Linked DNA regions of Mus musculus: regions 1, 3, 4 and 5 are each linked to region 2. Evidence: chromatin loops called from intact Hi-C (ENCODE). Cell type or tissue: heart. All regions are shown on one strand.

Region 1 (5,000 bases), 170 kb before region 2:
CCGTCTCTTCTTTCTGAATTAAGAGTCAGCTGTTGCCACTCCCTGTGCCCTGGCTCTATCTAACTCAACAGCAGGCTCTGCAGTTGAACAGTCCTGGCTCAACTCCAGTCTTGGCCAGCCTTGCTTGCTCCAGCTTCCTTATCTAGCCAGGGGCGTGGAATAGACAAAGCCAGCCTTGGAGGTAAACCAGGAGCATTCCCACCCCGTGAATGAAGAGACATTTACCGTCTCCTTTTCTTAATCACTGCCACCTCGCTTCTGCCCCATCTGGATGTGTCCTATGGAGAGGACAGCGGTGGCCTGAGAGACCTTCTCTGGTCTAGAACCACCTGCACTTGGGTTTCTCAAGCTTTGGTCAAGTTATGAACTCCCATGGGAACTAGACTCAGTTTCTCTTTTCTGTGTGCTTCCCACATGCCTGGTAGACAGAGGTGACTGTATAAATGATACAAGGGGAGTAGTGAAAACTTCTTGGTCCAGATTTTGTTGCGGCTTTGATAGAACCTGTGTGGCCTTTGTCTGCTGAGAGATCTGGACCAGGGAGCCTGGGAGGGGAGAGACTGTGGGATGCACAGGTCCTCTATAAGAGCAACCTGTGCTCATAACTGTTGAGCTATCTTTTCAACCGCCAGCATTTTTTTTTTTTTTTTTTTACTGTGGAAACTCTGAGGCTTTCTACTGTCTCCATAGTCCAGCCTCTGAGGGGAGCACAAATGGGAAGAGAGGGTCAGTGGTGCAGCCATGGCTTTGTGGACTGATCAGCCCCTCTCCTGCTGGCTATCCTGTGCCCTAGGAAGACACCTGCTCTCCCTTCCCAGCATCTCCTTCCCTTTCCTCTTTCCCTTCCTTTATTTGCCTAGTAAATATGGAAACAGTCCCACACACCCATCTGGCTATTCCATTTATCCATTAGATGATCATCTCTCCATCACTCACCCGTCTGCCCATATACCTATCCGTTCATTCACCTACCTGTTTATCTGTCCAACCATCCTTCATCAGTCCGTCACCCATCCTTCCACCCCTCATCCATTTATCCACCCATTCACGCATCCTCCATCCCTCCACCAACCCATTTCTTCATTTACTCATGTTTATCCATCCACTTAGCTACTACCCAGTCACCAACCAACCCATCCATCCATCCATCCATCCATCCACCTACCCACCCACTCATCCCCCATGCCCCCATCCATCCAACTAGACTTCCATCTACCCATTCACTCATCCACTCACCCATCCACCCACCCACCCATCCATCCACCCATCCACCTATCTACCCATCAATTCATCCTCTCTCTCTCTCTCTCTCTCTCTCTCTCTATATATATATATATATTATATAGCCAATCCATCCATTCATTAATCCACCATCCATCCATTAATCCATCCATGCATTCACCCGCCCATCCATCCATCCATCCATCCACTCATAATCCACCTATCTACCTATCCAGTCATCCACTAATCCATTGTTTAACTATCCACCCATCCATCCACCTACCTAATATCCATCCTTCCATCCATTTGTTACCTCTTCACCCATCTAGTCATCAAAAGCATGGTCTGAGTTTGGCTAGGCATTGTCCCAGGTCTGAGGAGGAAAAACAAGCAAGCCCTGGTTTTGCCCTTAAGGGGGATCTGACAGTGTGTTACTGTGTCATTGGATAGGGACAGTTAAGGGACTGTGGGTCTTGAGGAAGGACAGAGGGCAAGAATGTCCATGTGTCAACAAATCACCCAGTACTGCGGCTACACTGCAGTCAGGGTGGGCTTCCTGGAGGAGTGAGGGATGGTGAGGACCTTGTTGTAGAGAGATATGGAGAGGTTAAAGGGGAGGAAGGGTCCTGGCCAGTGAGACAGTATGGGCAAAGCTCTGGGGACAGGAGAAATGCAGGAAGGGCGGGAAATGAAACACAGCAGTACCAACTGCCCCCCCCCCCCGCTCCCCTCTCAGTGTGTTTGCTTAGGGGGTCTTTCAAACACCCATCTGGTTTACAGGCAGAAAGACTGAGGTTCTTGGAGCTGGGAGGCAGATAGCCTTATCATGCTCCTGTTGCAGGAGACTGTGCTCTGCCCCGGGAGACCCTCCGGAGCCCTGGGGGAGGGAAGCTGGAAGGCCCTGGGGAGGCCTGTGAGGCGGGTGGGGCGTGGGAAGACTTCAGACTGCTGTGGGATAGCAAGGCTTTGCTGTCACTCCTGGTCCCCTCCTTTGTCCCCATGTGTCACCGAAGAACGCACGCAGCCACAATCTTGATAAAGGACGCTTTGTCTGGCAGCCTCGGCGGGGGAAGGGAGAGAGTGGAAGGGGAGGCCCCCGGGCAGGAAAGAGTTACCCCTCCCCTCTGGCTGGCCCCGCCCCCACCTCGGGCTCTGGGCAGGAAACACCTATGCCCCACGAACACCCACATCCTCTGCCGAGCCCTGGATGGGCTTCCTGACTCGGGGTGCGCAGCTTCCCGTTTCTTTGAGCTTCGGTTTCCTCATCTGGAGGGAGTCATCTGTCAGCTCTGTGGATGGGTCCCGGGTTGAGCCACAGAGGCTGTGTGGTCCACTGTGCTGGCCTTAAGGATGGATGAGGGGAAAGCAGTCCCCAGAGGCAAGGTGCTCTCGGTCAGAGTCGCACAGCTTGGCCACGGCGATGTGATACAGCTATATCTCTCTCATGCGTGCCTGAGGGTGAGGGCGGGTGGCAGCCCCTTAGTTGTAGTCTTTGTTTGCAGGTGGCTGGAGCCCTGGGCAGGCTTTTGGCAGAGAGAAACACGTGGCCGTTTGAGAGTTCACTGTTCACTGGAACCTGTGAGGGAGAACTGTGGGTACCTGCTGCCCACATGCACTAGACACGAGGTAGCTGCCACGCAGGTCCCCGTCTGCTCTGTGCCTCGTTTCCCAGGTGTAGATCTGATGTGAGCACCACCTCGTGGTTTTAGAGGGCAGCTTCTATCATTGGCCACCCCCAAGGGTCACTGGGACAATGGTATCTGCTTCTGGCCACACAAAAGACTTTGTTCAAGGTCACAGCTTGGGTGAGCTGGGACTAGCCCAGCCCCTCCAGGCATTCCTGTGGAGGAAGGAAGGGTGTGGGTAGAGGGCTGTGGTCCTGGGGTGAGGAGGTCTTGTGGGCAGGAGGCAGCGAGTGAGCTGCTCTGCCCTGCTGGGCACTATCCTTTGTGAAGGAGCTGTCACACTGGTCTGGAGCTCAGGGACCTGGACCCTTGTCCCTGTCCCTACAGTGATGGATGTGAAACAGATGGGCTTAGTCATGGACCCATGGAAGACTCCCTAGATTTTCCCTAAGCAGCAGCAGCAGCAGCCACCAAGTCAGTCTGAAGCCTAGTTGTCCCCTGCGTTACCCCGAGATAGCCTCCACAGGAAATACAAGCCCAGAGAGGGACATGACTAATCAGGAGCCACACAGCTAACAAGAGACCCACTTCATGACCCCACCCCCACCCCCCAGGCTTTGACTTGGCAGCTGTGAATGGGGTAGAAGGGTAGGTGAGTCCTTCTGGGGAAGGTTTCCCAGGGGAAGGCTTGAATATGTTCTAGGTCTTGGCTGTGGCCAGTCTGTTGGGGGGAGGGGGTGTCTTACTTTAGCTCTGCTGCATGCTGTGTGACCTTGAGAAAGAGAACAAACTGCTCTGTGTTTGTTTCCCCTACACACAGGATGCAGATCTTCACAACGCTTATGTCCAAGGGTTCTGGTGAGAACAGAATGAAGTAGCTGCACTGCGGCACACTCTGTGCTCACTGAAGAACATGGAGGGGGTGCACACACCTGTGATACCATGTGGCAGAAGGAAACCATCTGCCAGTGGTACTTAGGGAGCATGGAGAGCCCAAGGCTGGGGTGTGGCCCCAGTGGCACCCTGGGGAGCCACCCCTCGCACCTGTGACAAGAGAGAGGCTGGAGATGCAGGTAATCCACAGGTAGTGGTGAGGTTCTGCCCAGAGCTAGAGCCAGGTAGGAGAAAAGGCCCTGTGACAGGGCTGGAACGGGATGGGGGAGGGATGACCATGACCACAGCCCGTGCACAATCTGCAGGGGGCCAGAACCCTGAAAGGAAAGGTTAGAAGTGTCAGAAGTCTCCCAAGGCCTAAGGAAGAGTGTTGCACACTCTGGTGGCTGCAGATTTCCGGGCCTCGTGGGAAGTAAATTTAGGGCAAAACAGCAACCAGAAAATGAACTGAAGCTGATGTCATGGTACGTGCCTGCGATTTCAGTGCCAGAAAGTGTGTGTGTGTGTGTATGTGAGTGTGTGTGAATGTGTGTGAGTGTGTGTCTGAATATGTGTGTGAATGTGTGTATGTATGTGTGTATGTGTATATATGTGTGTGTATGTGTGTATGTATGTGTGCATATGTGGATGTATATATGTATATGTTTGTATAAGAATGTGTGTGAGTGTATATGTGGTTGTGTTTGATTATGTGTGTATATGTGTATGTATGTGAATGTGTGTATGTGTGTGAGTGTATGTGTGGCTGTGTGTGAGTATGTATGTATATGTGTGTATATGTATGTGAATGTGTGTATGTGTGTGTATATGTATGTGAGTGTGTGTGTGTATTGTGTGAGTGTGTTGTATATGTTTGAGTTTATGTGTGTATGTGAGTGTGTGGTTGTGTGTGAATGTGTATGCATGTGAATGTGTGAGTATGTGTGTGTAGTGTGAGTATGTGTATGTATGAGTATGTGTGCACTGTGAGTGTGTATGTGTGTGTGAGAGAGAGAAGAGAGAGAGAGAGAGAGCAAGCGAAACTTTTCTGTTTGTCCTTCTTTGTCTTGGGTATATCTGCCATGTCCTCTTGGCTCTCACAACACATAACTTCAAGGATAAAAATAAGTATTTGCAAGGCAGTGATGGCCACAGGGTCCTTTATCCCCAAGGATGGCTCTGATCCAGTCCATTTTGTGGATGAGAAAAGAGAGTCTGGGGGAGTGACCCACACTGGCATCGCCACTTCCGACCTAGACACCTATCTCGTCTCCTGAACTG
Region 2 (5,000 bases):
AAGAAAACCTGTCCCCCATACTCCCCAGGCTCTGATACTCTAGAGGAAGAGACACCGAATCCTTAAGGTTTGCAGCTGCTTCAAGGGCTAAGTGTGTTCCTAAGTATGATGAGGCCAGAGGAGGTCTCCTGAGGGATTGGTATGAGACCTGGGCTGAGAAGGACGGATTAAATACTAGCATTGAAGAGAGGGGAAGCGTATTTCACTGGGGCTGCACGTGCAAAGGGTTTGTGGCAGGCAGAAACCTTCTGGCCACACATTCCTGCTGTCTGGAGGGCAGAAAAGATCTAGGGGCCTGGCAGGTATTAGTCCCATGGCCACAGGAGAATCTTGACCTTTACTGTAGCACACTGGAAGCCATGGAAAGATAGAACATGAATTTTTTGAAAGTTCATTTTGTAGCCCTAAGCCTGATACGGGCGGTGTTGGCCTCAGGATCAGGGACAGGCACAGGTCTGACCCTGGCCAACCTGTCCTGGAGCCCCAGGACACTGTCTACACTGAGAAGACTATGACAGCCTGAACCCTCCAGAGGCAGGAACCCAGAACCCCTCACCCCAGCCAGTGGGTTCATTTACATGATCCTAGCTTAATTCATCCAGGGTATGTAAATGTATGCAAACCAGCATCCAGGAGAGGCAAAAATAGCAGGATGCATTAGCATGCCTCGCAGGAACATCGTTTTATGCAAATGGTTGCTGGGCCTACTGAGTGGGCAGAAAGGGGCATCTTCTCATCTCCAAGAGGGCCAGCTTCCTGACCCGCCCTGGACCCTGGCCAACTCTGCCATCAAGGGCGGGGGCAAGCGGGGAGGTCACAGGTACGGGGACAGACAGAATGGGAGGACCTTGGAGGGCTGCTATCCTGGAGTCTGGTGAGGTCCCTAGGATGGTGGGACCTCAGTCAGCTGCTGTCCTGGCTAGTCTTTGCCTCCACCCTGCGTCCCTCCTCCCTCTCTGCTCTGGCTAGTCCTCCTCACAAGCCTCCCTCTGATTGCTTTCCTGTACTGGCTTCTCTGAGATCAGACACAGACCTCCCACCCCTGGCAGCCTGCATTGTACATCCTGGGCACTGGTTCTGCTTTTCCAGGCCTCACCTCTGTCCTTCTCACACCTCTTGCCTCTGTGCCCCCATCCCCATCCCCCGAGTCCCACGCCAGTGTCTGTCTGGCTCTGACATTCCCTGTCACTTCTCCTCAGCTGTCTCCCCGTTTATGTTTCTTTCTCTGCCTCTGTCTCTCTCCTTGTCTTGCTTTGTCTCTGGCTGTTCCTGTCTCTTATTCTTCCCCTGTCTGCTTTTTCTCTTCTCTCCATATCTATTTCTGTCTCTCTGTCTGTGAGGCTCTCTGTCTGTCTGCTTCTGTCTGCAGGTCTCTCCTCCCTAGATTTTTTTCGTCTCCTTTTCTGTGCTTGTCTCTGCTCTTTCTATATCCACCCCCCATCTCAGGAGACCCCCTCCACTCCATCTCAGGAGACCCCCCTCCACCCCATCTCAAGAGACCCCCCTCCACCCCCTCTCAGGAGACACTGAGGGACTGCCCCCCCAGAAGTACTCCTTCCTGCTCCTGGGATCACCAGAAGATGTGTGGCCATTTGGGGGAGACATGGGGTCTCCCTACAACCCACATTCTGGTGACACCCAGATTCTGGCTGCCATCCACATCAGGAGGGCTGGGGGCCTGAGAACCCTTTTGAAGCTAGGGCCCTTGCTAGCTGAGATTGCCTGGGTTGGGTGAAAGCCAGGGATATGGCTTGGTAGTGACTGAGATTGGGTGATAGCTACTAAGTAAGGGCTGCCTCTTTGCCTCAGTTTCCTTTGCTGAGATGTGGTCCTACTGTGGTCCAAGTCAGGGCTTGCTGCGACTCAGCAACATTGCTCTCAAGTGTATGTCACCCATCTTGCCTTGACTTCCACTTGTGCCTATTGGCCTCAGTCAACCATCTTGCCTTGATTTCCACCTGTACCCATTAGTCTCAGTTTCCCCACCTGGAGACCAGTCCTGCCATTAGGTCATAGGGTGGTGGTTCCATAAACTGTCCTTTTCCTTCCTTCTCCAACTTTGCTGGTGGGTTCCTGGCATCTCTGTGCCTCAGTTTCCTTTTTTGTGGTACAGATGATACAAATTGCCTTCTGAGGTCTCCTGGACACACTGGACTGAATGGGGGTGTCCTATAGGTGACAGATGGTCAGTGTCAGCCCCACAGTGCCACCAAGTGGCCATGCAGGTCACCATGGGGCAGCCTTGGGTCTAGAGTTGGGGGCAGCTATGTTTCTGACCTGTGCCAGGCTCTCCTGGAGCCCTCAGACCCATATGCAAATTATATGAAGGATCCATCCAGGGGCCCCTTGTCCTGCAGAGGCAAGTTCAGACACCAGGTGCTAGACCTACTTTACAAATGCTGGGTGACATCAGGATGGTGTACTCACCTCTCTGAGCCCTGCTTTCCTCATCACACCAGACTGCTGTGGGGGGATCCCTGAAGCAGGAAATGGCTGATCCAGGGCTTCCTCCCCACTCCCCTCGTTCATCAACACCCACTGTATAGTATCCATACGGGGCCAACAATGACTACTGTAGTAACAGCTTGTCCCTAAAGGCTTAGCTCACAGTGTAGGGGGAGAGGGACCACATTGTGCAGTGTCAGCAGAGAACGTCCAGTAGAGACTGGAAAGGGGAAAGATGGGGAGGGAGCCTGCAAATTAGGGTTGACAGCCAGAGGAGGCAGAGTTTAATCAGATGTCCGAGGTAATGGGCTATCAGGCAGAGAGTAAAAGGTGTGTGCAAAGATCCTGAGGCAGGCCACGGCCCCTGGAAGGCGACCAACGGTAATCTTCAGTTCTGCAGCCCTCTCGAAAACCAGATCCTGTTTCTCTCCCGGGTGTTAAGCCTCTGAGAAAATCACCAGGAAGGTTTTAAAGCAAAACAAAAGCCTTTTCTGGGCTGTCCCCAGGACCATCTCTGGGTACTTAGAGTCAGCTTGCTCAGTCTTTATGTCAACGGCCGAACTTGGGTGTCCTTCACACCCCACCCTGTGGTGCAGCTACCTGGGAGCTACTGAGATGCACTAAAGTGAGCCCCTCAAAGTGGCCCTAGTGGGACCCCTCTCCTGGCCCCTGCAAGTCTAGTCCACCTCCCCGTAGGATCTGAGACACGGACTCAGATTGGATTGGTCGTGTCTGTGCCTTGTGAGATCGATCAAACCAATGGATTGGTCGTGCCTAGCCTGGAAACAGCCAGAGGCTCTAAGAACCCACTGGATTAAATCTGCCGCTACCTGAATGTCTTCATTTCACCCCTTTAAGACCAACCATCTAAATGCTGTTACACATAGGTTAAGCCCATAAGAGATGGTGTCCTTGCCTTGGAGGAAGAGGGAGCCTGTGAGAACCGCTCAGATCCTCGGTGGCAGAAGGCTGCCTATAGGTTGCTCCAGCCTTAACAGCTTCAGAGTGGGTAACACGAATTAGTTCTAAACGTTCAGGGTGGTCTTTAACGAGGACTCCTTAGGGGATTCATTTTGCTTTTGACCTGTGGTTTCCTTGTTTCTGTGAGACCCGGCAAGAAGGCTCCAAGATCGGAAGAGAGCAGAAAGCTTCTGGAAGCTTGTTTGCCCACATGTCTGTTAGTAGGTGCAGTTGGAGCTATTGAGGGTTACAGTAACACGTATGCGACTTTCCATGTGATCTGGGCTTCATCATTAGGGTTTATCGAAACCCTAAGGTGCCTGTCCCGGGCAGTATGACCTTACTGTAGACGTTCCTGCAACCCCTTCCAGGAATTTCCTTCATTCGTGGAGTTCAAAGGGCATCTGGTTTCAGGAGGAGAAGGGTTGTTGTCTGGAAGCGTCTGAGAAGGCCAGTAAGGATGTTTTGGGGCAATGCATTCTACTGTAAGGACAGAAATAGCTGAGAGGACAGTATCTGCCTGGGTCCTCTGCATGGTCACACACATTAGCTTAGTTCATTCCAACACTCATGTCCAAGGAATCACTCCATCCCCTGATTTCTGGCCCCAATCACCGGCATCCACTTTGCCCCCCGCTCCCAGTCCATGTTTTTCATATACACAGATTCACAAAAGCATGACCTCGTATATCTGGTCTCTTTAGCATGTCTTTTCCAGGGCATTTTAGCATGGCTGAATATCCTATTCACTTACATGCTGAGTAATATTCTCGTTACGCACACAGCACAGTGTAGTTACTCATTCCCTTGTTGGTGAACACATGGTTGACTCCCACTTGTTACTGTGAGCATTGTGAACGAGATGGCTTTTAAGATTTTACTTATTTTATATTAATTACTTGCCTTCTGTATTTGAGTGTTTTGTTCACATGGATTATGTACCACGTGTGTCCCTGGAGGGCCTGGAGGTCAGAATAGGGTGTCAAATATCCTGCCATTAGAATTATGGATGGTTGTGGGCCAGCATGTGGTGCTGGAAATACAACCTGGACCCTCTGGAAGAGCAACAAGCGCTCTTAACTGCTAAGCCATCTCTCCAGCCACAAGAAAGGTTTTTTTTTTTTTTAATTTTTAAAAATTAATTCTTCTATACACATATCAGGAACTGCTGGACCATAGAAATCCTGTGTTTAGTTTGTGAACAATTTCCAGAGCCTCGCTGTTGAACTGTGCGGAACCTAATGATGCATTTAAAGGCATCACATTTGTGTCTTGAAAAGTTCTGTGTGGCTCTTGCCCTACCCTGCTCATTTCTGTCTGAGTATAGACATTCATGGCCTAGAATCACATACTCCCTGATCCAAATAGAAATGCTGAAGACGTACAGGGAGAGGTCAGTGCAGTAGTGGTCAGGTCTGTGAAACTAGGAACTATCTATCTGTCCATCCATCCATCTGTCCATTCAGCTATCTGTCTGTCAGTCTCTCATCAATCCATCCATCTGCCTGTCCATCCATCCATCCATCCATCCATCCATCCATCCATCCATCTATCTGCCTATCCATCAATCTGTCTGTCTGTCTATCCATCCACCC
Region 3 (5,000 bases), 220 kb before region 2:
CAACTCACGATCTTCTGGGCTCCTCCAAGTGCTTGGGTCACTTCTCCAGCCATGCCCTTTGTAGCACACGCGTTGTCCTATGGGCTCCAGATGCCTGTACTCCACTGCTGCTGCTGCTCTTGGTGGTCATCTCATGGTACTGGCATCTCCAAAACACTGCGTGACCCCTTCAGTCCTGGGCCTTCAATTGCAACTGAGGCTGCACCTTCACCAATGGCCCTCCACGGCCTCTCACAGTGCCGAGCCTCAGCTGCTCTGCGTGACCCCTTCATGCCTTCAAAACCAATACCACCTGGGTGACCCTTACATATTACCAAGTTCCGCTGCAGCAGGAGTACAACCTTGGCTGTCTCTGGAACACAGCCTCTTTGTGCTTTCAGAAAACACTTCCCAGAAGATGTCACCTCAATGATGCTGGTCTCTTCGTAATCACCGCTAATTTCTTAGCTCCAGCTAACCAGCATCAATAATCCTAGTAATGCAAAGATTTTGCTTTAGTAGTTCTGGTATCTTGTTAACCACAGCTGATTCTTCAGCCCCAGCTAACCAGAACTACAAAATCTTCACAATCAAAACAGCAATGGCCCTGAAAAGAGTCTTTAATTTTCCCTCTGAAATTTCACAAACCAGACCTCCATCTTCTGCACTGTTGTCAACATTATCTTCCAAGCTCCTACACAACATCTGACAGAGCTCTTAACAATGAATGGATCTTCAAGCCCAAAGTTCCAAAGTCCTTCCATAGTCCTCCCCAAAATATGGTCAGGTTGTCACAGGAATACCCCACTCTGCTGGTACCAATTTGTTTTAGTCAGGGTTTCTATTCCTGCACAAACATCATGACCAAGAAGCAAGTTGGGGAGGAAAGGGTTTATTCAGCTTACACTTCCACACTGCTGTTCATCACCAAAGGAAGTCAGGACTGGAACTCAAGCAGATCAGGAAGCAGGAGCTGATGCAGAGGCCATGGAGGGATGTTCTTTACTGGCTTGCCTCCCCTGGCTTGCTCAGCCTGCTCTCTTATAGAACCCAAGACTACCAGCCCAGAGATGGCACCACCCACAAGGGGCCTTTCCCCCTTGATCACTAATTAAGAAAATGCCTTACAGTTGGATCTCATGGAGGCATTTCCTCAACTGAAGCTCCTTTCTCTGTGATAACTACAGCTGTGTCAAGTTGACACAAAACTCGCCAGTACACATGTGATGCACATGTGATACACATGTGGTGTACATGTGGTATACATGTGACACTCAGAGGAAAACCCTAAGAAGTCATTTCTCTCCTTCCACCTTTACATGGGTCCTGGAGATCAGTTAGGTTGTCCAGGCTCGCATGGTAATCACCTTCACCCTGAGTCTGATTATTAGCCTTTGTTTGTTGTTAATCCCAGTGGTGACCCTTGTCACATTTTAGATCTGAGTCTTGACTGGGCACATAGCTCCTCAGGAGAGTACATGCTTGAGTTCAATCCCAGCACTGAGAAGAAAAGCCAGAGTTAAAAGCTGGAGTATGACTTACACAAAACAGAGCACACAGACCCTAAGTGTGTAATTTGCTACTTTCACAAACAGACCTCCATGGGGATGAGCTCTCTACAAAATTCTTTCCCAACCATCCCTGGATAGATCCCCTCCAACACTGTGCAATGCAGAGCAGCTGCATCTACTCTGGGACCTTTAATGGCATGGACATTGACAGGAACACCCAACTATGCCTTCTCCTCTGTATAATGCTTTAAGTTGTCCTATCCACAATAATTGCTGCCTTTTTATTGCTGAGTAGTATTTCACTGTATGGACATACCACAGTCTGTTTACCTAGTCACTGTTGATCCATGTTTTTAATGTGTAGTTATCTGGGACAAATACTACTACTCTCGATAATAGTAGTTACTGTTCTAATGCTGTAAAGAGGCACCATGACCAGGGCAGCTTATAAAAGAAAGCATTTAATTGAAGTCCTGCTTATAGTTTCAGAGGGTGACTGTCATGGTGGTGGGGAGCATGGCAGGAGGCAGGTAAACATGTTGCTGGAGCAGTATAGCTGGGAGCTTAGATCAGATCCATGAGTAGGGAGGGAGGGAGGCCGAGGAGGGAGGGAGAGGGAAAGGGAACGACAAAGAAAGAGGGAAAGGGGGAGGGGGAGAGGGAGAGACAGACAGACACAGAGACACACAGAGACAGAAAGACAGAGAGACAGAGACTGGCAGAGAGACAGAGAGAGAGACAGACATAGAGACTCGAAGCCTGGTGGTATGGGCTTCTGAAAGCTCAAAGTCAGCTCCCAATAACACACCTCCTCCAGCAAGACCACACCTCCTAATCCTTCTCAAACAGCTCTGCCGGCTGGGGACCAAACATTCAAATCCACGAGCCCTTGGGAGCAATTCTTCAGAAACACCACGCTTCTCTCCCTGGCTGCTCTGTGGGTTTGCAGCCATAACATAATGCAAAATGCATTTGACTTCAAAAGTCCCCATAGTCTTTCACAACCTCAACACTGTTTAAAAGTCCAAAGTCTCTTCTGAGACTCCAGTCTCTTAACTGTAACTCCCCACACCAGGCGCTCCAGGCCTGGGCTCCCACGAAGGGAGGAGTGGAAGGAGGTTGTGCGGGCACTGACTGCAGGCCCCAGGACTTCCTGCATGTGGCGTGCTTGGAAAGTCTGCTTCTGTCTTCCCAAGAGCCTTGCATGGGTGGGGCTGGGGGGAGCAGCGTGTCCCTGAGCAGGGCTGCTCTGGTCCCCACAGGTCCGGCTGTGCAGGCTGCTGTTCCTCAGCTAAAGGTCTGTGCACACAAGCAGCCATTGTCTGGTCCAGGAAATCGGTCCTCCCAACCGACAGGAAGGGGTGGGGGCGGATCCGCATGGGAATGTCTGCTGGAGAAGGAGAAATGATGTCACGGCAGCCATAAAAGGCAAAGGCCCTGAAAGTGCAGGCTTCCTTGCTCGGTGGGGGCAGGAGTCTCTTCCAAGAGGCCTGTCCCTGTCATGTGGCCCCTGGGGAAGCGGGTCCTGAAAAGGAGGTCGCCCCCCCGTCGTCCCCCCCCCCCCCCGCTGCCTCGTGGGACGGACAGGAGGGATTTTGTGTGTAGCCTTGCTTTTTGTGGCGCTGGGGATGGAACCCAGGGCCTTGCGTGTGGCCAACAATGGCTCTCCCACGGGAGATTGCCACACCCCAGCCTCTGTGATAATTATTTCCTAATTCCCAAGGGAACCTGCGGCCATCTGGTTCTTCCTGTGGCACTGGGAAGGCACCTCCAGCCTGTGCTAAGGTCTCTTTTGCTCGGCTCCCTTATGTGAACACACCCAAGCCACTGCAGGCCTGCCGGGGCGGGGCACAGCTATGGGTGAAGAAGCCAGCCAGGTTCCCTTCTGCAGACAGCCAGCACCTACGGGGACTGGAAGACCACAGTGGAATCTCATCCTGGAGACCCGGGGGAGTGGGTGTGTCTGAGAAGGAAGTCCTTGTGTAGGGTGAGAAGTCAGAGGAGACCCCCAGGGGAGTCTTAGCATCACATGATGTATGGGAATCCACCGTATTGGTGGCAGGGACTCGGTGAGCAGGAGCAACGGTTTGGCAGACAGAGGGAATAGTGACAGAGTCAGGAAAGAGTCCACCAGTGTCCCTGCCTAAGGAAGGGTGGCTTTGAGATAAAGTGACCAGTGTCAGTCTGCCAACTAGGCTCTGTGTATGGCCATTGGTGATGCTGGTGCTGGTGATGGTGATGACGATGGTGATACTGATGGAGATGATGGTGGTGATGGTGATTATGGTGGTGACGATTATGATGGTGATTGTGATTATGATGGTGGCCGTGCTGATGGTGGTGATGGTATGGATGATGGACCCATGGCACCTTGGTGGCTCTTGCTTCTTGCCTCTGGAAGCCAGAGTCAACATCAGTACCTGCTGCTCATCAGAACCACCTGTCTGGCTGCACTCCATATGACACAATGACACAACAGTAGCTGAGCCTCTGGGGCAGTGGTTCTCAACTTTCCTCACGCCTTGACCCTTTACTACAGTGCCTCACAGTACAGCCACCCTCCCCCCATGAGAGGTTGCGACCCACAGGTTGAGAACCACTGCTCTGGGGTCTTTTACACCCCCCCCCCCCCAGTAACTCTGGAGAGGGTATTTGTCACCTTCTGTCTCACAAACATACAGAGGTGCACTGCTGTTGGACATTCACTCCAGGTCTTCTGGCAGTCATTTATACCAAAGCCACTTCTGCCGTGAGTTTTCTGGGGTCCCTGGTAGTACCCAAATATTAATGGGATCCTCACCTCAGGAACATTGGCCACTTCAGTTTCTTGTAGCTCCTTGTGGCTTCCTGAAGCAGACACTCTTTTTAATCCCCATTTGGCTTGAGAGCTGAGTGACTTGCCAAAGGCCAAATGGCTAGAAGACACAGAGCCTACCCTCAGGTGTTATCTCTCATAGCTGGTGTGTGTGACTTCTGCAACGTAGGTGGACTGAAAGGCCACTGTCCCGCCTCTTTACGCTTTGGCTTTTGGCTCCTCTGTGCGGCACAGGGTTGACTTTCTGTTCCTCAAACCAAGGCACAATCAGTCATGACACCTGCAAGGAGGTGTAGACAACACAAAAGCATCTCCTTTGACTGGGGGTGGAGGGCTGCACCCCCAAGATCAAGGGGAAGCCCTGCCCTTGCTGAGGCTAACAGAAGCTGAAGAGAGGCATTTTCTTCAGTGGGGAGCCACCAGCAAGCTGTCCGGGCTTCTTTTAGCAACCCCAGTGGAACTCATTGGATCATAAAACAAAGCAAAACAAAAAACAAAAAAGAAAACCAACCAGAAAACAAACAAACAAACAAAACAAAACCCCAAACAAAATAACCCCCAAACCACAGAAAACCCGAGAACAACAAAGATGTCACACAGTAGGTGTTGCTAAAAGTCACACAGTGGGTGTTGCTAAAATTCCTTCCTTGAGGGAGAAGTAAAACATCTACCCCTCCTCCCAGGGTTCAGTGACA
Region 4 (5,000 bases), 410 kb before region 2:
CTAATAGCTGCTCAGAGTGCCCCTCCTCTACAGGCAACTTTCCAATCAGCTGCTCTCAGGGCACCCCTGTGAAATGGAGAGTCCCTGTCAGGGTCTGGCTGGGTTTGGCCAGCAGATCCTTGTCTTGTCACTTCAGCAGTGAGTTCACTGCTACTGAACGTCATCTTCCTTGTCAGCCTGGCCGCTGCACTGACCCTTCCTGACCCCTGTCTTTGACGGAGCACAATTGCGCCATGCGGGACCAGCACTCTGGGATGTTTGATTACATAGCTGACACCACAGAGATGCACGCACGCTGTTCTGTACAGAACTCAATGTTGTATGACAGTACCCCTGCAAGGGGCAAGCACGAGCTGGAGGTGACAGGCATGCTGAGAGGCCCTGCCTCTGGGCAACCAGAATGATGGAGGGTGAGCTTGATTCCAACCCTGGTCCTGTCTCCCCAGGAGCTGCCAGAGCATGACAAGCTTGTTCAGTGGTACGGTGTCACCCAGCAAGGATGGGACCTCCTCTCTGCCCAGGAGGCAGAACTCACTGGCCAAGCCCCCACTCCGTGCCCTGTACGATCTGCTCATCGCACCCATGGAAGGGGTAAGTGGCTCCTGGGACATGACACCCCTTCGTATCAGAATGCATTTGTTTTTCTGCTTGGTGCGCATGCGCACCATCACCCCCCCAGCGGATTTTTTCTGTTCAGTGTGCATGTGCACCCCCAGAGCACTCCACGGACATGCATTCTTCGCTGGCTGCTTATAGTCAGGATGGCAGGTCTGAGCTTGTGCTTTGCTTTGCTCTGCTCTACATGGGCTGAACGCATTTGGCTCAGTGTCCTCGTGTGCTCCTCGTCTGGTCTATAGGTCATGAGGCTCAACGTGTCAGTGCTAGGAATGAATGCCAGCCACGCCTACCTAATCTTAGATGTTTATTTGGATTGACCCAGGCCACCCCCTTGCTCTTTGCCTGGGTCTCAAACACAGAACCAATGTCTGGTGCTAAAGACACCAACTACAGCCTACCTTGCCCTCTTGCTGGCATATCCAAGCCACATGAGCCTGCCATATCCCTGCTTAATTCAAACAGTGCTCTTGGGTGGTACAGGGACCTTGGTGGGTCTGAGAATTTAGGGGCCAGTTTCAGGCAGGATAGTCACAGACAGCTGTTCTAAGGAGGCAGGAGCATCCCTCAGCAACTCTCTCTCTCTCAGGCACCGTGTATCCTTAAGAGACCACAGTTCACATATGACTTCTCCATTCCCTGAATGGGCACCTCCCTGGTCCTCCAGCGGTGTTTCACCTGGCCTAACAGCTGTGGGATGACTTTCCTGTCTTCTGGCAAGTGACCCTGGCCATCCTTCCTGATGTCTTTTCTCTGTAGGACTGTGAGGACCATCTAGAGGACATGTCGGGTTTGCACAGGGCAAGGTGTACAACACATTAGGGCTGCAGGCAGGGACTGTCACCTGGGCAGGGGGAACTGCTGTGTCCAGGGCCCTCCTCAAGGTCCCTTCAGGAGTTCCTGTCTGAAGCCTTCTCCTGGAAAGGCCAAGCCCCTCTTCCCTTCATGTTCCACCCTGTCCCTTCTTATCTTCACGCTCTCCACACTGCTATGATAGGGCTCCAGCTCACTGTACCTTGCTGATTGAGGAAGACATGGGTTTTTCTCCTGCCTCCCACTGCCACGAGCAGTCTTGCACTCCTCTGCACTTCTATTAGTCCTCTGAACTTGCAGTGCTCCCCACTCCTAGCAACGCTCCCTAGTTCCAGTAGTGCTCTCCACACTCCCAGCAGTCCTCTGCACTCGAAGTGCTCCCCACTCCCAACAGTGCTCCCCATTCCCTATAGTCCTCTGAACTCCCAGTAGTGCTCCCCAGTCCCAGCAGTCCTCTGCACTCCTGGAAGAGCTCCCCACTCGGCATTCTTCACTTGCTTGAGCGTCCTCCCACCTTTGCTCCTAGCCGATTGCATCTCTGCTCCATCAGTGCTGAGGAAGACGAAGAGGCAGACTGCTGTGAGTGTGCTCTCTGCTTGCCCAGATCAGCAAGGCCTCTATCCCAAAGCCCCGTCCCCCGTCTCTGCCATCCACAGAGCAACAATGGGATCTGAGGAGTTGGCTCTTGTCGCCTCCTCCTTCTCTCCCTTGTGACCTAATTCACTCCCCAGTCATGGCCAGGGCCATCCCTCAGCTTCATGTCCCTCAGCAGCTGGCCTGAGGCCTCATGCATGTGCACAGAGCTGCTCTCAGTCTGAGGTGCATTTGCACTGGATCTGATACAGCACAGAAAGCAGAGGACCCTAGGAAGACACTAGGTCATGGTTTCTGTGGCGACCTGGGGGCTTTCCAAGAGCCAGAAACCAGATACTCCCTCCCCCCACGAATCACAGGCCACGTGTCCTGTGTACATGCTTGTCAGAACCCACAGCTGAGGCAGCCCCCTTGATGGCAGCATCTAGTGGAGGTGCCGCTCACCCTAGGGGTCCAATACTTGGTGACAAGTCCAAGCCAGGCTGGGAGTCAGCAGGAAGCTGAGGCCAGGAGGTGCCCAGAGTCAGCGGGGTGTGCTTCAAACAGTCCCTCTTCTGTGACTCCCCCCAGAGTAAGAGTGTGCTGAGGTGGTCTACACACCCTCACGCTCCTGCAGAGGTGCAAAGAAGGGTGGTCTCAGCCTTAAACAGGTAAAACAGCCACCAGAAAACACCTTTGCATGCTGACCACCAGGTACCCACCAGGACTGTGTCCACTGCAGGTGAGGGGCCAATGCTTCTCACACAAGACAGAGTGAGCCAGGAGCTCTCAGCCACCGCAAGCAACGTGGCAAGACTGCTCAAACTTTAAAGACAAAGGATCCACTGTTTTAAGGAAAGCACTTCTGAGAACCTGGGATTCTGTTTCCTGTCCAGTTACAGCTACACACTTAACACATGCTTAGACATGCTTGGTGTGCGCTGCCCCAGAGTCTGGAGCTCCGGCCCTCTCTCATGACTGTCCTGTAGCGGGCCTCCTGGAAACATGCCACTCCTCTCCAGAGGCCACCAGAGGGCGCATTGACGCTGCCAGCCCTATGGGGAGTCACACTGTCCATCAGCTTCCAGAAACAGCCGGTTCCCTCCACACTGTCACAGAAACCGCAGATTGGGATTCATGGATGTTTCATGTGGGGCATGGGATTATCTCAACAACTGCCTTCAGTTAGCTAGGGAACCAGGCCCGACACAACTGAAAGTGGGACATAGTAGGCCGGCGGCGGCGGAGGGGTGGGGGGGGGACCACACACCAGCCTTTGGCTGACTGTATTTCCAGGGAAGTGTACTATCAGGACCATCAGCAAATGCTGAGCCAGATCCCACCTACAGTCACCAGGGAGCAGTATAGAATGTCTGAGTGAAAAGCAGGCAGGAGGTGTGGGTGGCGTGGTCCCAGCAGGTTTAAAGGTGTTAAGGACAGCAATGGGCCTGAGACCTGGTCTGCCTTTCTGGTTGTGAGAGGACAAGGGAGCCATCTCATCTCTGAAGCCCAGGTGACCAGACAACCTATGACCAGTGGTGTTTTCAGGGCTGACTTGGAGTGTGGCCCTGTACATACCAGCAACATGTATGATCTTCCTTCCACACTGCAGGCAAGCTTCACCCAGTGCAAGGCACCGTACCCTGGAGGCAGGCTTGCAGTAGGGCCTTCTCCAGGTGGGCAGTCACTCACTCTATGGAGGCCCAGACTTAAGCATCCTCAGACTTTGGGCTTGCCCTAGTTACAGCCTGCCAGCCTCACCTTTGTATCCCTTTGCTTCCACTCTGCTTGGAGTAAAATTTGAAGCTGGATGCTCCAAAGAGGTCATTCACACAACTTACACACACAGCTGTCTGTCTGCAGAGGCCAGAGGGACAATGACACGTGGCTGCGAGTCAGGTGTGGCACCAGCCACTGGCTGTTCCAACACATCGCGTCACTGTGGATAGCCATGTGTTCACACCTGACCGCGTGTGCTGTGGCCCGTGCTACGGCAGCTCCCTCTGCTCCCTGGGCTGTGAGTGGAGGTGTGCTGGCAGCGGAGAGGCTCTGCCCATGCCATGCAGAGCTCCCCATCCCAACTTGCCGTTTCTGGGGTGGCGGTGACATACTTCCTACTCCCTGGGTCGTACAGCAGCTCGTGTAGCTGCCTGTAAAGCAAGCAGGTGCCCCAGCGATTTCAATTCTCTTTCCCCCAGGTTAGCCAGATTATAAAAGGAAGCAAGGCTCGGGGCCCCGAGAAGCCTGAGCTTCCCACCAGACACTTGTCACTTTGGGTTAGCCAGCATTTCTGCCACCCTCAGCCAGGTGCCTCTGGCAGCAGGCAGATGGGTCACATGAGCACATTTGCTTCCTGAGGGCACAGCCTGTCAACCTCACTGAGTCAGCAGGAAGCATGCTGGGCCCAGGAGACAGGCATTTCTGCCTGCAGTGCCACGGCTGCGGTGACTCCCACTCCATCCCTGTTGAGTGGCAGCCATACTTGCCTCACTCCCAGGCGCTCTCTCCCCTCTCCACTTCCTCCCATGCCTCTTCTCAAGTACAGAGTCCTGCTCTTTAGTGTAGGCTCACCCTGAGTTCATGGCAATCCCCCTGCCTCCCCCCCACACCCAGAGTATTGGGATTATGGGTGGGCGCTGGGTCATCTTCACAGTTGGCTTGTCTCTTCTGAGTCCCAGCCCCACTTTTGGAAAGGCCACTTCTGGGCAGAGCGGGCCGGTCAGCGTCTGCATGCTGTGGCTTGCACACAGACTTCCCCAGGTCCTCACGTGAGATTCTGGCAAGAGAAGTGCTGCCTGTCTAACACCTTCCCACCCCCAGACGCCATAAATGGAAACACTGCCTTCAAAGCTGGGGGAGCTAGATTGAGACCCTGACATCACAACAGTCCCTGGATGACCCCAGGTCCTCCTGGCTCTGAGTGTCTGGCCTTGTGCCTCATCAAATGGGAGACTCACCAGGCTCCAGGAGTCCTTGCTGCCCGAGAGGGTCACGGCACG
Region 5 (5,000 bases), 470 kb after region 2:
TAGAATCCAAGAAGACCCTGAGGAGTCTTGGACAAAAGGAAACCACTGGACAGGGACTTCCGACCAGGAGTCCCAGGGGCAGATATTGCGAGCCCGTGATGCAGGCTGTGTCGTCTCATCTGATTTCTACGCATCTGCACCATGTTCATACCCTCCTCCAATCTCACAGCAACCTGAGGGTGCATGCCTCCCTGTAACAGATGGGGACCGGAGACCAAGGCACCAAGTGGCCTCACTACATCACCAAGCACAGCCACCCACGTCTGCCCACTTCCACGGTCACTATCCTTCTCTGGAGCTCTCCACCCTGACCAGCCCCTTCCTCATGACCCTCACCCAAGGATAGCAAAATACAGTTTTGGAATCACACACAGCGGGATTCCCTGAGAACACACCACAAGCCTGGGAAATAAAAGACAAACTAGAAACATGAACCCGTACTCTGAAACCTAAAACTTTGATGAAGCAAATGGTGGTACTGTGGACCCAAGAGACATGAGCTGCAAACTCTGTGCCAGATAAGCAACTATGTCCATAATATGTAAAGAGCTCTGGCATTTCAACAATGAGGAGATGCTTGTCTTCAATAAGCAAAAAGTATGAATAGATGTTTCTATTTATAGATTACGACCCGAATGGCAAAAGAAAACAGGGAAAGATGTTTGACATCAGTTGTCAGCAGAAAAATGTATGTCAAGATCACAGTAAGAGACTCCTAGGGTAGTCAGAATAAAATAATCAGATCATTCAAGAAGTAGGAAATGATAAACAGCCTTTTTAGAAACAGGCTGGGAGCCCCTCAAATAATTACATACAGCACTACCATGTGACCCAAAACTTCCCTGACAGACACACCTATCCAAAGGAATGAAAATACACACCCACACAAAAGTTTCTAACAGGGTCATCCATAAAGCCAGAAGGAGGAAGCCATCCACAGAGGAACCCAAACTCGGGACCTCCATGCATTGGACTATTACTTGGCCCTTAAAAGGGAATAAAGAGTTTGGGGTGTATTATGGAATGGATGCACCCTTGGAACACAATGCCAAACAGGAACAAGCCAGACCAGGAAGACCCCACACTACTGGCTTCCACTGTGTGAGATGACCAGGGATACACAGATCCATGGGACAGAAAGCCAACAGGCAGTTTGGGCAGAAAGGAGAGGCACAGAGATAGACAGACAGACAGAGAGAAAGAGGAGAGACAGAGGGGAAAGGGGAGAGGGAAAGAGAGAAGAGAGAGAAGGAGAGAGAGAGAGAGGGAGAGAGAAGGAGGAAGAGGGAGACAGAGAGAGAGAGAGAAGGAGGGAGAGGGAGACAGAGAGAGGGGGGGGAGAGAGAGAGAGGGAGGGCAGAGGGAGAGAGGAAGTGACCACTAGGCAGGAGCAGGTGCCTTTGGGTGTATCCTCCAGTGAGACTATTGAGCAGTTCTGACCATGACTTACTTGTTCACAGGTATGGGGGACAGAAGTGTACACAGGAGCGCGCGCGCGCGCGCGCGCGCGCGTGTGTGTGTGTGTGTGTGTGTGTGTGTGTGTAGTCCCTCACACATGCCCACCTTGTTTACTGAGGCAGGGTTGGGATGGGAGGAAGGTGTCTTTGGTGAAGGTGGATAGCGGATAGCATCTCTCAGTGGCACCTCTGAAGGACCAGCACACCCAGGTGTGTGGCAGGGATCGAACTCAGGCTTTGGCTTCTATAGCAAGCATTTAACCATGGGTGTCTTCTCCCAGCCCCTAAATGTAATGTTAAACAGGAGCGTTTTATGGTGTGGGGCGACATTCAAACATCAATAAACTGGGAGCGTTTGTCTTGTTTCTTTTCTTTTTCTTTCTTTCTTTTTTTAAGGCAGCCCAGGCAAGCTGCAGGGCGTCGCAACTTTGAAACAAACCCTTACAAGCATCAAGTTCCTCTTTAAAATAGACTAAGCCACATGTCCTGTGGCTGGGGCCCAGCCAGCACACAGTAGGTGCTCACCTGTGAGAGGTTCCTCTCATGCTGGGCTGTGTGGCCCAGGAAAGCCAGGCACACACAGCCCCGGACCGACTGGGCAGGGAGCCGCTCACAGCTGGGTGACATAATTTAGATGGATGTCTCCGGCCATGCGTCGGGCAGGGAGCGGGCGGCCCGGGAAGAGGCCGTGGAGGAGCCCATTACCGTACACGTGTTAACAGCGCATCCTTTGTACCGACAGCGCGGGCGGGCGGGCGCGGGCCGAGGCCGCTCCCCGCATTGTCTGCGCCGCGGCCGGTGATGGATGGGCCAGCCCGTCTTGCCCGGGTATCGCGGGCCGACAGCGACACCGCGTGGCCATCATGGGAACTGCAGTCCAAGGGCGTGTGCGCAGAGAGCCAGCACCAGGCTTGCGTATTGCATTTAGCACGTTAAGGGGACCCACAGGCACATGACTTTTATTACCAAACATAAAGCGGGTACAATAAGGTTCAAGTCCTGCCTCCGAGGAATAATAGAGTGGCGTTCAGTAGGAGCCCAGCCCCACATGCGCCAGGCTCTGAGTCCCATCCCCAGCGCCCCCAAATTGAAAATTAAATTGTTATAAGTTGTTTGGTCGGAGTCTGTAGCATGGCTACTTTGCAGAGGTTCTATTCGGTTCCCTGCACCCACACGATGGCTCACAACTGCCTGTGACCCCAGTACCAAGGATCCCACACTTCTTCAGACCTCCATGGGCTTCTGACACACACATGGCTCGCAGACATATTACTCAGGCACACATGCAAGGAATATTTTTAGTTTTAAAAATATAAAAGTCTTTGCTGTGTGCTGGCACTGATCTGCAATCCCAGAACTTAGAAGCAGAAGCGTGCCTACCACAGATGTAGAGCAGGACCCTGTCTCAAAAGTGGTAAAGCAACCGGCTAGGTGAGGTGGCCAAAAGCAATCAGAGAATACTTTTTTAGTACAAATACATCCCCAACTCCAGAACATCTAACTCTCCTTATGAAAACTAACCTTGCATTGGCTTCTCACAGGGCTTTGCTGGGTGTTGTGTGTGTAAGTCTTGCACTGGGGTGAGTTTGGTCCCCACCCAGTCACCAATCTGCTCCCAAGACCATGGAGAAGCCTGATGCTTTGGGTGGCCAGAATCCAGGAGGCAGCCTAGGGCAGCCAGCCTCGTGAAGGTCCGATGAGTTCCAGTTCCTGAGTTGTTCTGGATACAAAACAGCCCTGCAAGGCTGCCGCCCCTGCCTCAGCACCAAAGCAGCCCTGGCAGCCAGGAATGAGGCACTCAAATCCATATACAGGGAGGGTGCGGCAGGGAGACAGGACAAGGGCACCCTAGACTTGACCTCAGTCTCTTCACATGCCAGAAAGTGACTCATGACCAATAATGAAGACCCTTCGGCAGCCAAGCTCCCAGAACAACCACCTTGGTCCTTAGAAATTCCAGATCTGTGTGACTCTGGAAGCTTTCTGTGCTGCTAGAGTCCTCAAAGAGGAGAAGCCTTGATGTAAAAATACCGCCATAAGCCTATGGGCAGTTTTCTTGATTAGTGATTGATGGGGGCCCGCCCATTGTGGGTGGAGCCAGTTCATTGTGGGTGTGGTCAGCCCATTATGGGTGTGGCAATCCCGTTGTTGGTGGAGCCATCCTTGGGCTGGTGGCCCTGAGTTCTATAAGAAGGCAGGCTGAGGGCTGGTGAGATGGCTCAGTGGGTAAGAGCACCCGACTGCTCTTCCAAAGGTCCGAAGTTCAAGTCCCAGCAACCACATGGTGGCTCACAACCACCCGTGATAAGATCTGACTCCCTCTTCCGGAGTGTCTGAAGACAGCTACATATAATAAATAAATAAATAAATAAATCTTTAAAAAAAAAAAAAAAAAAGGCAGGCTGAGCAAGCCATGGTGAGGAAGCCAGTAAGCAGCACCCTCCATGGCCTCTGCATCAGCTCCTGCCTCCAGGTTCCTTCCCTGCTTGAGTTCCTTTCCCGACTTTCTTTGGTGATGGGCTGTGGTGTGGAAGTGTGAGCAGAATTAACCCTTTCCTCCCCATGCTGGTTGTGGTGTCTCATCACAACAACAGTGACTCTAAGATGCTGACCAAGGAGGTGACTAAATCCAAGCAGTAAGAACCAATCAAATGAGAAACAAGTGCTCAGAAGGGCCTTCTGTCACGCCCCATAATGTGCTTGTCTCTCCCAAATCACCCTACAAAGAATTACCCCTACTTCACAGGAGAAAAACTTGAAATTCAGAGAGGGCAAGTCATCGACCCAAGGTCACACAGTGAGTTAGATGTCTAAACTCAAACTCAGCTCTCTAGATGTCCTTAAAATGCAAGGAATTGTCCTAGAAATGACAAGTTCCAGAGAAGGTAAGACACCCACACAGACTAGCCTCTGTTTTGCACCTTAAAAGTAGGTGTCCCCTCCAGCAACCCCTCTCTCTCCACAGCCCTCCCCCACCCCCAGTACCTCCACTCTCCAGAACAGAGATGGTTGCCAAGGAAACAACATTACCAAATAAGCCCCCATTGTCTGGGGCCCTGAGAGGAAATTCATAAGCCCAACCCCTGCTCATTGACCCCTGGTGACCCCAAGGGAGACACCAACCCTCTCTCCGAGCCCCTCCCCAACCCAGCTCAGCTCAACAAAGTGCACCCCAGAGGGGGCCACAGCCAAGACAGAGCTCCCTGAAATGGCCCAGGTAACTACTAGCCTAGGTTCCAGATGCTTACCTTAGTGGTACCAGCACTTATGGCTTTGTAGGTATGTCCTACTGTGTGCTTAAGGATGCCTCCTACTGTGTGCTCATAAAGAGCTCCTTCTGTATGCAAGTGTGTGAATGTGTGTGGCAGGCAGAGGTCAGCCTTAGAGGTAAGCTAAGCTGGCCAGTGAACCCTAGCATCTGCCTGCCTCTGACTCCCTGGCTCTGGGATGGCACATTCACCCACATCTGTCTTTCATGTGAGTTCTGGGGGCCAAGCTCTGGGCCTCAGTCCTGCTGAGAGAAGCTTAAGTAGTGAGGTGTTT

The links. Hi-C counts contacts between places; a loop is a spot of excess contacts. Peaks named below come from ENCODE experiments on the same cell type or tissue, not always from the same donor. Only the 100,000 strongest peaks of a DNase experiment are listed, where the experiment ranks them.
Region 1: a loop joins it to region 2, with 2.3 times the contacts of the local background. A loop is called at or near these places in 2 of 42 quality-filtered maps.
Region 3: it touches region 2 in a loop (2.3-fold over the local background); 2 of 42 quality-filtered maps call a loop at or near these places.
Region 4: a loop joins it to region 2, with 4 times the contacts of the local background. A loop is called at or near these places in 3 of 42 quality-filtered maps.
Region 5: a loop joins it to region 2, with 3 times the contacts of the local background. A loop is called at or near these places in 7 of 42 quality-filtered maps.

Annotation. Positions count from the first base shown.
Region 1 is chr5:111,506,927-111,511,926 of GRCm38, forward strand. Gm36223 (a long non-coding RNA gene) reads left to right here and starts at 2,352. Exons shown (of 2, transcript XR_880575.2): 1 at 2,352-3,919. RefSeq lists an enhancer at 1,708-3,567. In heart, a CTCF peak has its summit at 2,939 (motif pointing left); DNase peaks (open chromatin) are centred at 65, 2,365 and 3,055; H3K4me3 peaks cover 1,528 bases; H3K27ac peaks cover 3,034 bases.
Region 2 is chr5:111,680,892-111,685,891 of GRCm38, forward strand. No RefSeq gene overlaps it. Among named protein-coding and RNA genes, the nearest start is that of Gm36434, 20 kb to the left of the region's middle. In heart, a CTCF peak has its summit at 2,223 (motif pointing left); a DNase peak (open chromatin) is centred at 2,200; H3K27ac peaks cover 566 bases; H3K27me3 peaks cover 2,163 bases.
Region 3 is chr5:111,463,351-111,468,350 of GRCm38, forward strand. No RefSeq gene overlaps it. Among named protein-coding and RNA genes, the nearest start is that of Gm42155, 2.6 kb to the right of the region's middle. In heart, a CTCF peak has its summit at 2,642; DNase peaks (open chromatin) are centred at 2,821 and 3,261; H3K27ac peaks cover 1,864 bases.
Region 4 is chr5:111,270,749-111,275,748 of GRCm38, forward strand. It overlaps Ttc28 (tetratricopeptide repeat domain 28), which reads left to right. Exons shown (of 23, transcript NM_001267622.1): 14 at 447-591. Among named protein-coding and RNA genes, the nearest start is that of Gm35628, 38 kb to the left of the region's middle. In heart, a CTCF peak has its summit at 3,016 (motif pointing right); DNase peaks (open chromatin) are centred at 3,043 and 4,327; H3K27ac peaks cover 703 bases; H3K27me3 peaks cover 1,152 bases.
Region 5 is chr5:112,151,681-112,156,680 of GRCm38, forward strand. 1700016B01Rik (RIKEN cDNA 1700016B01 gene) reads left to right here and starts at 4,547. Exons shown (of 2, transcript NR_166436.1): 1 at 4,547-4,674. In heart, no CTCF peak of the experiment used is centred here; DNase peaks (open chromatin) are centred at 2,321 and 3,181; H3K4me3 peaks cover 578 bases; H3K27ac peaks cover 471 bases; H3K27me3 peaks cover 3,961 bases.